4 separate regions of the Homo sapiens genome follow, and regions 2, 3 and 4 are each linked to region 1. Evidence: chromatin contacts called from ENCODE Hi-C or POLR2A ChIA-PET data. All regions are on one chromosome and are shown on one strand. The core of a region is the stretch at or near the end of the contact, and the rest is flanking DNA. Distances in the headings are between cores, read along the strand shown.

Evidence for each region. A loop is a pair of places that touch in the nucleus more often than their neighbours do. ChIA-PET counts read pairs that join two places held with the same protein, here RNA polymerase II (POLR2A). Pooled maps may share reads with other maps.
Region 2: a loop to region 1 is called in a map of naive thymus-derived CD4-positive, alpha-beta T cell, with 26 times the contacts of the local background. The contact joins the enhancer-like site here to the promoter of MARCHF2 in region 1. A Hi-C loop is called at or near these places in 5 of 168 maps with a recorded cell type or tissue (CD4-positive, alpha-beta T cell, CD8-positive, alpha-beta T cell and naive thymus-derived CD4-positive, alpha-beta T cell), 1 of 37 single-sample maps with no recorded cell type and 10 of 50 pooled maps. POLR2A ChIA-PET finds 5 or more read pairs at or near these places in 1 of 52 experiments (activated CD4-positive, alpha-beta T cell).
Region 3: a pooled map shows a loop between it and region 1 (3-fold over the local background). The contact joins the promoter of ADAMTS10 here to the promoter of MARCHF2 in region 1. A Hi-C loop is called at or near these places in 3 of 50 pooled maps. POLR2A ChIA-PET finds 5 or more read pairs at or near these places in 2 of 52 experiments (B cell and naive thymus-derived CD8-positive, alpha-beta T cell).
Region 4: a map of CD8-positive, alpha-beta T cell shows a loop between it and region 1 (10-fold over the local background). The contact joins the enhancer-like site here to the promoter of MARCHF2 in region 1. A Hi-C loop is called at or near these places in 2 of 168 maps with a recorded cell type or tissue (CD8-positive, alpha-beta T cell and aorta) and 4 of 50 pooled maps. POLR2A ChIA-PET finds 5 or more read pairs at or near these places in 1 of 52 experiments (WTC11).

What each region holds. Positions count from the first base shown.
Region 1 is chr19:8,411,989-8,414,587 of GRCh38, forward strand. MARCHF2 (membrane associated ring-CH-type finger 2) reads left to right here and starts at 1,317. Exons shown (of 5, transcript NM_001005415.2): 1 at 1,317-1,432. RefSeq lists enhancers at 1-71, 942-1,442 and silencers at 934-1,293, 1,324-1,483.
Region 2 is chr19:8,638,870-8,641,468 of GRCh38, forward strand. All of the region lies in intron 3 of NFILZ (NFIL3 like basic leucine zipper), which reads left to right. Among named protein-coding and RNA genes, the nearest start is that of NFILZ, 9.5 kb to the left of the region's middle. Within about 2 kb of position 1,320, at least 7 of the 41 ENCODE cell types and tissues checked have a DNase peak (open chromatin) inside an H3K27ac peak, as active enhancers do.
Region 3 is chr19:8,609,417-8,612,015 of GRCh38, forward strand. It overlaps ADAMTS10 (ADAM metallopeptidase with thrombospondin type 1 motif 10), which reads right to left and starts at 1,299. Exons shown (of 26, transcript NM_030957.4): 1 at 1,228-1,299. RefSeq lists a silencer at 197-619.
Region 4 is chr19:8,267,810-8,270,408 of GRCh38, forward strand. No RefSeq gene overlaps it. Among named protein-coding and RNA genes, the nearest start is that of CD320, 39 kb to the right of the region's middle. RefSeq lists an enhancer at 1,167-1,496. Within about 2 kb of position 1,287, at least 20 of the 41 ENCODE cell types and tissues checked have a DNase peak (open chromatin) inside an H3K27ac peak, as active enhancers do; they include CD8-positive, alpha-beta T cell, where a contact is called at or near this core.

The DNA.
Region 1 (2,599 bases), core at 67-2,566:
CTGGCTGTGTTGCCCAGGTTAGAGTGCAGTGGCAAGATCTCCGCTCACTGCAACCTCCACCTTGCAGATTCAAGCAATTCTCCTGCCTCAGCCTCCTGAGTAGCTGGAATTACAGGTGCCCACAACAAAACCCAGCTAATTATTTGTATTTTTAGTACAGACAGGGTTTCACCATGTTGGCCGGGCTGGTCTCGAACTCCTGACCTCAAATGATCCAAGTGCTGGGATTACAGGCATGAGTCACTGCACCTGGCCTTTGAATGGGCTCTGGGAATTACATGATAATATTAGATGAACATTAATTTTCTGATTTTGAAGGTTATACTGTGATTATGTGCAAAAGTGTGCTTATACTAAGTGAACATATAGTGCAGTATTTTTTTAAAAATTGATCTGTCTTAGAGATGGGGGTGGGTGAGTTTACTATGTTGCCCAGACTGGCCTCGAACTCCTGGGCTCAAGTGATCCTCTTGCCTCAGCCTCCAGAGCAGCTGGGACTACAGGCCTGGGCCACCACACTTGGCTAACTTTTATTTTATTTTATTTTATTATTTATTTATTTATGTATTTATTTGAGACAGAGTCTCACTCTGTCACCCAGGCTGGAGTGCAGTGGCGCGATGTCGGCTCACTGCAAGCTCTGCCTCCCGGGTTCACGCCATTCCTCTGCCTCAGCCTCCCGAGTAGCTGGGACTACAGGCGCCCGCCACCACGCCCGGCTAATTTTTTTGTATTTTTAGTAGAGACGGGGTTTCACCGTGTTAGCCAGGATGGTCTCGATCTCCTGACCTCGTGATCCGCCCGCCTCGGCTTCCCAAAGTGCTAGGATTACAGGCGTGAGCCACCGCGCCCATCCTTTTAAATTTTTTGTAGAGACGGGAACTCACCATGTTGCCCAGGCTGGTCCCCAACATCTGGCCTCAAGCGATCCTTCCGTCTCGGCCTCCCAAAGTGCTCCGATTACAGGCATGAGCCACTGCACCCGGCCAGTCTCAAAAAAAAAAAAGTTAAATTCTGCAGAGGTTTTATTTATTAGAGGACGCTGGCCGTCTGCAGGTGGCGCAGCAGCACCCCCTCGTGCCTGGGGCGGGGCTGGGGCGGGGCCAGTGCTGGGGCGGAGCCGGAGCTGGGGGCGGAGCCAAGACGCGGCAGGGGCGGAGCCAGCAGCTGCGGCACAGCGGGGCCTGTGCGGCCCAAGTCGTCCCTGTGGCCTCCGGCCCCGCCTCTTAGGGCGGGACGTGCAAGGCGATTGGCGAATGCAGGCGAGAGGCGGTCGCTATTGGTCCGCGGCGCTGTCGGCTCGGCGGGCGGTGCCCGGACGCAGGTGCCGGCCGGAGCGGAGCTAGTGGCGCCGACGGGCCGGGCCGGGCCGGGACCGGGGCCGAGGCGAACCGAGGGGCCTGTGCGGCCGCCCGGCCCGGCCGCGGATCAGGTAGGCACGGGCCTGCAGGTAGGGCCGGAGGACGCCAGTCCGCGGGCCGGCCCCGGGTTCGAGGCCGGAGCTCGGCACCCGGGCGGGACGGCTGGGCTCGATCCCTTGGCCACAGCCTTCTCGGGGACGCGGGGACCTCAGTTCCCGTGTCAAGGCCGGTGGGAGGTCTCCGGGGTCCGGCACACATAGGCGCCTCTCCGAGCCTCGGTTTCCCCACCTGTGAAACTGGGTCATCCCATTGCCAACCTGATGGGGCTTCTGGGAGGATTCAGGAGGTGGCTGGTGCAGAAAACGCCTGACACACAGTAGGCAACTGCTAAGTGGCCAATGCCCTTCCCCAACCTCCTTCTCAGAGCGGCTCTGCCTGCAAAATAGTAAGTTATAATATAATGACCCAGCCACTTTGCACAAAGATGCTGAAACAGGATGCCCTGTGCTATGTGGGTGCTCAAAACGGGGTAGTCAAATGGGCATGTTGAGCTCATTCAGTTCTTTTGAAACCATACTGAGTAGGTGGAAGCAGTAGAAATGTCCCCTGTTATACAGTTGAGAGAGTCCAGGCTCAAAGAGGTTAAGTGTCTTGCCCAGGGCCACACAGCACATAAGGAGTAGAGCTGGGATTGGAACCTTGCTTCTCATGCAGGGAGGAATGAATGCAATAACAACCTCCACATTTACCCTAAAAAATATTAATAGAGCTTTTATTGAGCACTTACTGTGTGTGCCAGGGTTGACTGTGTGACCTCTCATCAACAACTCTGTAAGCTGATGATAGTAATTATAATAAGAGCTAATAGTTATTAACTTCTTAATTTTTTACTAATTTATGAACTACATATCATTATGACTCCCCGTCTTTTTTTTTTTTAGACAGAGTCTCTCTCTCTTGCCCAGGCTGGAATGCAGTGGCACGATCTGAGCTCATTGCAACCTCTGCCTCCCAGATTCAAGCGATTCCTACCTCACCCTGGTCAAGTAGTTGGGATTACAGGCCCCCGCCACCGTGCCTGGCCAATTTTTGTCTTTTTAGCAGAAACGGGGTTTCACCATGTTGACCAGGCTGGTCTCGAACTCCTGGCCTCAAGTGATCCACCTTCCTTGAACTCCCAAAGTGCACAAAGTGCTGGGATTACAGGCGTGAGCCACTGCGCCCGGCCTGTAACACTC
Region 2 (2,599 bases), core at 70-2,569, 230 kb after region 1:
ATCTCGCTCTGTTGCCCAGACTGGAGTGCAGTGGCACAATCTTGGATCACCGCAACCTCTGCCTCCCGGGTTCAAGGGATCCTCCTGCCTCAGCCTCCGAGTAGCTGGGATTACAGGCGCACACCACCATGCCCAGCTAATTTTTTGTATTTGTAATAGAGACAGGCTTTCACCACATTGGCCAGGCTGGTCTCAAACTCCTGGCCTCAAGTGATCTGCCCGACTCGGCCTCCCAAAGTGGTGGGATTGCAGGTGTCAGCCACTGAGCCCGGCCTACTTGGCTGTTTAAGGAACAGTGAGGAGGTCCATGTGGTTGGAGCAGAGTGATAGAAGGGGTGAGAGGAAGGAGGGCAAAGGCAGAGAGGTGACAGTGGGTGTTGTGGGGAAGGAGAGCTTGCAAGATCTCAAGAGTTACAGGCATGGCAGGCCAGGCATGGCGGCTCACACCTGTAACCCCAGCACTTTGGGAGGCTGAGGCAGGAGGATCATTTGAGCCTGGAAGTTTGCGACCAGCCTGGGCAACATAGCAAGACCCCTGCCTCTACAAAAACAAAACAAAACAAAACAAAACGCAACAATTAGCCAAGTATGGTGGCATGTGCCTGTAGTCCCAGCTACTCAGGAGGCAGGAAGATCGCTTGAGCCCAGGAGTTTGAGGCTGTAGTGAGCTATGATCGCACCACAGCAATACAGCCTGGGTCACAGAGCCAGACCATCTCTTAAGAAAATTAAAAAAAAAAAAAAAAGATTTGCAGAAAGTACTCAAGCTTTTACCCTGGGATGTGTTGAGGGTGTCCTCTCTGGCTGCTGGGTGGATGATAATAGCACCTACCTGAAGGAGTTGTTGGAAGGACGACATGAATTAATATGTGTAAAGTGATAGGCCAGTGTCTGGCATATACCACACATGGGGTAAGGATTAGTTTATTTTTATATGCGGTAGGCGTGTGTGTGTTGGGTGTCTCTGGGCGGCAGCTGAGCCAGGTGGCCATTAGTGAGTTTGTTGTTGTGAAAGAATCTCTCTAACACTATTTAAAAAACCCTGCTGGGTGTTTAAAAGCCCTACTGGGGTTGCCATGTTTTGGCTGGGTCCCGGCTCTTTTGTATAACAGATGTTACCCAGATGTCAGCTGGGGTCAATAGAGCCTCAGAGATTTGGCGTCTGCCTCTCTCCCACGACCTGTGGGAAGCCTGGTGCCCTCTGTGAGATGCTTGTGAATTCCCAGGGCCTCTGTTCTCATGGTTGCGTCTTGGCCTGAGTTCCTGCCCGCTGAACTCTTGCCCTCACCCACCTTCCTGGGGCCAGTGCTTTGCGGGTGAACCGGTCCTGTGTTCTTGATTTTCCCCCAGATCACTCTTGCACATGGACTGCCTGCAGGTTGCCTCTCAAGATACTGTGCTCTCCCAGTCTGGCCAATGTAGCAAGAACCTATTGTTCCTGCTGTAGTTTTTTTTTTTTTTTTTTTTACCATTGCTTGAGCTTCTGCATAAGATGTTGCTTGACAAAGCATTCCACCACCAACAGGAAAAGTTTACACACTTGTTGCATAACACAGCATAGAGCGTGATGACCGGCTTGGAGTTTACCAGGCTGTCCTGTGAAGGGGAAGTTCACTTAGGACACCCGGGGCCAATGGCTGTGAGCAGCAGAAGGTGCCTTTGATGTCAAGCTGTCTTGAACGCTGCTGCTCCCGGGTGGGTAAGAGCTGGCACAGTCCAGAAAAATTGAGGCGGCGACACGATGAGAGACAGCAACCCATCCCCAGACAAACCTCAAGAGACCAGAAGCAGCCACATTGCACCAGACTTCTGGAAAATTAGGCAAGCGTTGGCAACAGAATATGTTGTGGACTCTTCTCACAGTTTCTGTAATCATTAACTGCTTTCTCAGGGTGTGGATATTCAAGGACCAGAGGTCAAAGTTACAGCAACAGCACCTTGCAAGGGGCAGGGGTGAGGAGAACCTCCTTGGGCAGGTCGTGCTGTATGGGATAAGCCCAGAACTGGTTTAGTTCTGAGACGAGGGTGCAGATAGTATTGGAAAGATGCATATCACTCAAGCCTGGAAGAAGACCAGGGTTACACTTAACCTTGACTGCAGTTCAATGCCTCGGTAATATGGACTGAATTGTAACTAAGACTGTTCTCTGCAAGGTTTGCTTGGTTTCTGCATCTTTGTAATTGTAGCATTTGGTGTTCACTTGAAGGATGGGTCTTCAAGAGCATATTCTCCAATGTTTCTTTCTCACGGCTCACCACAACCTCGACCTCCCAGGCTCAAGTGATCCTCACACCTCAGCCTCCCGCGTAGCTGGGACTACTGGCATGCACCACCACACCTGACTAATGTTTGTTTTTTTTTTGTAGAGATGGGGTCTCCTTATGTTGCTCAGGCTGGTCTTGAACTCCCAGGCTCAAGCAATCCGCTCACCTCAGCCTCCAAAAGTGCTGAGATCACAGGCGTGAGCCATCATGCCTGGCCTCTCCAGTGTTTCTTAAATGTTTCTGGACCACATACTTGTTTAGGAATTCACCCAAATCTAAAGACCACTGCTGGCCCATTGCCAAAATTCCTCCCACCCCAAATATATTTACCCAA
Region 3 (2,599 bases), core at 49-2,548, 200 kb after region 1:
TCCTGAAGGGACCCTAAGCTCCACACCCAAACCTCTCCGGCCAGGCTGCGGGGACAGGGCCGACGGAAGGTCCCCCGTGGAGGCCAAGGCCGCGTCTCCCCAGGCAGAGGCCCCAGCCTGCCGGCCTCCTCCCGGCTGCACATCTGGCCGGGCCGGCAGGAGGCAGTCCCTGCCGGAGAGCAGACAAAGGCCCAGCCGGGGCCTGCGGGAGGAGGGGGCCGGCGCCCGGGCTGGTCCCCCACAACCGGCCGCTAATTAAAGGCCCTGAGCCCGACCGCTGGAGACACCCTGAGACAGACGGCTGTGGCCTCACTGACCAACTCAGGGGAAGTGGGCGGCGCCACTCCCACACCCAGACACACAAACACACACTGGCAGCGACACACACCCCGCGCAACCAGAGACCGGCGCTCGGGCACTGTAGACCCACAAAAGACGCAGGACGCCTCCACCGCAGACACACACGCCGACAGGCTCAGTGCACACTCACACACCCGGAGACAAACACATGGAGACACACAACCACACACTCCCAGACATGTGTAAACACACACTCATTTACACGCGCACACACGGGACAAGACAGAGAAACACGCGGACACACAAATACACGCACCCGGGGCCTACACAAACAGAAACACACACATACATACACAGACAACCCAAGGAGACAGACACACAGGCCTACACGCTGACACATACACACTCATTTGCATGCTCACACCAAACCAGAGACAAACTCACAAGTCCCACAGACCTAGACACCCCCCCACACCAGACACACACACACAGGTATTTACACACTCATCACGGTCAGAGACAAACGCACACATGCTTGGGGACACACACACAAACCCAGACACACACACACTCGCCTCCAGATCTGCGCGCACATAGCAAACCCCTATGCGCACACACTGTCCAAACACACAGACACACAAGAGACTCATCCCCAGGCACTGACACACACATGTAATGCACAACCACTCTGCCCCTACGTGGACGGACACACACACACACACACACACACAGCGCAAACAAACCCACGGCAACCCCGGGCGTGATCAGTGGCGCGCGCACTTGCGGACCTCAGGCACCGACCGGAGTCGCACAGCGGGATGCCCTCCCCCATCCAGGGCACCACAGCCCCACGCCCTCACAGCCCGATGCGGACACACAAAGTCCCACTGAATCACGCACCCCCGGGCCCCCCGCCCGCGCCGCTACCTGCGCCGCGCCCGGGGCCTCCGCGCCGTCGCCGCCGCTGTCTCGCCGCCCCGCGCGCGCAGGAAGGGAGGGAGCGAGCGAGCGCGGCGGCGTGGCCAGGGGAGGGGGCGCGGGGAAGGCACTTCCTGAGCCGCCTGCCAGGGTTATAAAAAAACCCCCAAACTGCGCGCGGCCAGAAACCCCGCCCGCCTGCCGCCGCCCGGCCTGGGCCGCGGGCTGGACCCCAGCCAGGGACCCGGGAACTCGGGCCGCCCCGCCCGGGACCAGCGCCCCCGCCGCGTGGGAGGGGGCTGGGGAACCGCGGGGGGCGGGGAGGGGACGAAGCGGGAGAAATCGAGTGGCGGCGGGGAGAATGGGTGGGGGAGGGGAGAAAGAATCAGGTGGGGGATGGGGATGGAGGCAGAATTGGGTGGGTGGGGGTTCGGGGAAAGGGAGGAAGAGAAGGGAGAGGTTGGGGGAGGGGGAAGTTTGAATGGGAAGGGGTAGGGGGAGATGGAGGCCTGGAGGAAGGGGCTGAGTGAGGTGGGGGGAGGTGGGGGCCTGGAGGAAGGGCTGAGTGGGGTGGGGGGAAGTGGGGGCCTGGAGGAGGGGCTGAGTGGGGTGGGGGGAGGTGGGGGCCTGGAGGAAGGGGCTGAGTGGGGTGGGGGGAGGTGGGGCCCTTGAGGAGGGGCTGAGTGGGGTTGGGGGAGGTGGGGCCCTGGAGGAGGGGCTGAGTGGGTTGGGGGGAGGTGGGGGCCTGGAGGAAGGGGCTGAGTTGGGTTGGGGGCCACGGGAAGGAATGGAGGGGGGTAAGGAATGGGGCTGGAGGGGGGATGGGAGCATGAGATGCTGGGGTTGGGGAGGGGAGAGCCCACTTCCTCGCCAGCCTCTGCGGCATCAACAACAGCTGTTATTTATTGAGGGCTGGGCCTGGCTCAAACAAGCATTTATTGGGCGCCTCCCGTGTGCCAGGCACGGTGCCCGGGGCGGGAAATAAGTCCCAGCTCGGCCCCGCCCTCTCCGAGCTCTCAGGGGGGTTTGATCGGTCCTGGGCCTGGCCTTGGTCTCTGTGCCTTAACTCCTTTGCGGTGACGTAGGCTCAGCTGGTCCCATTTCACAGATGAGGAAACTGAGGCCACAGAGATGGGGAGAGTGAAAATTCTGTTGGAACCGGAGCCCTCTTGGTCTTGGTCACTCTGGGTCTCGCTCCATAAAATGAACGAATGCGTGAATGAGGAGGACCTGGATGGTTGGGGCAGGGCTGGGATTTGAATCCCAGGCGCCTGGTACAGTGCCTGGTTCCAGGGAAGGGCGGTGACCCCCAGGCCTCACAATTGCAGGCATTTCCCAGGAACGCCCCCCCCCAGGGAGCTGGCCAGAGCCTTGGCCTTGG
Region 4 (2,599 bases), core at 37-2,536, 140 kb before region 1:
AAAAATAAAGCATCATACATGTCAAATGTTATATTTAATGTCATATTTAATTGTTGGGTACATAACCCTTAAGGTAAGAAATAAGACAATAGCTGCTATCGCCACCCTTATTCAAAATTATTCTGGGAGTTCTAGTTAACAATAAATCAAAAAAGGCCGGGCGCGGTGGCTCACGCCTGTTAATCCCAGCACTTTGGGAGGCCGAGGCAGGCAGATCACCTGAGGTCGGGAGTTCGAGACCAGCCTGACCAACATGGAGACACCCCATCTCTACTAAAAATACAAAAAAATTAGCCGGGTGTGGTGGCGCATGCCTGTAATCCCAGCTACTTGGGAGGCTGAGGCAGGAGAATCACTTGAACCTGGGTGGCGGAGGTTGCAGTGAGGCGAGGTCACGCCATTGCATTCCAGCCCAGGCAACAAGAGTGAAATTCCGCCAATTAAAAAAAAAAAAACCGTAAAACAAAAAAAGATATCAGTAGGAGAAATAAAGAGAATAAAACTGCCCATTATTAGTCTATGACATATCTATATCAAAAACCCAGGATGTAGAAGGCAGCACAAGATAACAGAATAGAAGGCTCCACCAACCATCCCTCCAACAAGGACACCAATTTAACAGCTACACACAAAAAAGCACTTTCCCAAGAACCAAAAATCCCAGCCGGGAGCAGTGGCTCATGCCTGTAGTTCCAGCTACTCAGGAGGCTGAGGCAGGAGAATCACTTGAACCCGGGAGGCAGAGGTTGCAGTGAGCCGAGATCGCGCCACTGCACTCCAGCCTGGGCGACAGAGCAAGACTCTGTCTCCGAAAAAAAAAAAAAAAAAAAAAAAAAAAAAAAAAAAAAAAAAAAAAAAAAAAAAGAAGAACCAAAAATCAGGTGAGCACTCACAGTACCCGGTTTTAACTTTATATCACTGAAAGACACACTGAAGAAACACACTGAAAGTCCTGAATCTCTGACACCACCTCTCCGCCACCCCTGGCAGCATGGTGTGGAGAGTGCCTTTGTGTGTTGGGGAGAGGGAGGGGGCAGCAATTGTGAGGCATGGAACCCAGCGCTGTCCTTTTAGAGCAGAAAGAAAAACCCGACCACACTCAGCTGATGCCCACCCATAGAGGGTGTGGGCGGCAAGCCACCCAGGTGCCGAGGCAAGAGACTGAGGGCACAAGTTGTTCCAGTAAAATAAAAAATATATATAAAATAAAAATAGTTACACCAGAAGACAAGAGTGCGAGCCCTCTGTTATGCCCGGACAGGGCCACTAGAGGGCTCCATGGTCTAGCGGTAATGCCGGCGCCTGGGAAGGCACCCGTTACTTAGCAGACCGGGAAAGGGAGTCTCCCTTTCCTTGGGGGAGTTAGAGAAGACTCTGCTCCACCACCTCTTGTGGAAGGCCTGACATCAGTCAAGCCCCCACCATCCCCACCTGCCAACAGCCATCCAGAGGCCTAACAGTCTAGCCTCTGTCATGCTGTGCTTCAGCGGTCACGCTCCTGTTTCACTTTCATGTTCCACCCTGTACACCTGGCTCTGCCTTCTAGAAAACAGTAGCAGAATTAAGTGAAAGTATTAAGCCGTTGACCTCTCCAAGAAATAATGACATAAGCTGTCCCCTCTCTCTGCCTCGGCTACCAAACAGGGAAGGGCCCCCTGTCCAGTAGACACATGACTCACGTGACCTTACCTATCACTGGAGATGGCTCAACACTCCTTACCCTGCCCCCTTGCCTTATATCCAAAAAATAACAGTGCAGCCAGGCATTCAGGGCCACTACCGGTCTCTGCGTCTTGGTGGTAGTGGTCCTCCAGGCCCCAGCTGTCTTTCCTTCTCTTTGCCTTGTGTCTTTATTTCTACGATCTCTCATCTCCACACACGAGGAGAAAAACCCACAGGCCCTGTAGGGCTGGTCCCTATAGAGGGGGCATTTAAACCAGCCCTAACAAGAGGGAAATTATGGATCCCAGTGGAATTTGAGTTCCTGCAAACTTTGCGACCCACCATGGGCTAAAGTGCTCTGGGTCTCTAAGTAAATTTGAAAGTCAGTCTAGGCTATCAGTGCAACTCCTAGGCAAGTCCTAGTGAGGTAGAAGATAAGATTTGACTTCAGAGGTGGGGCTCAGACACCAGACCATATTGAGGACTAGCTAAAACAGGTGAAGGAAAAGGGAGGGGGAAGCAGCTTTCGATGAGACATGCCTGCCAGTGTGCCGTGTCAATTTCACATTACCATGCTAACATCAAGGAATTACTGCCCCTTTCCAGGCAATGCCCCAATGATTAGTACCCCCTTCCCTAAAAGTTTCTACATAAACTGCCCCTTAATCTGCATGCGATTAAAAGTGGGTATATGCCAGGCACAGTGGCTCACGCCAGTAATCTCAGCACTTTGGGAGGCTAAGGCAGGTGGATCGCTTCAGCCCAGGAGTTCAAGACCAGCCTGGCCAACATGTCAAGACCCCATCTCTGCTAAAAATACAAAAACTGGCGGGGCAGGGTGGCTCATGCCTGTAATTCCAGCACTTTGGGAGGTTGAGGAGGACAGATCACAAGCTCAAGAGATCGAGACCACCCTGGCTAATGCAGTGAAACCCCG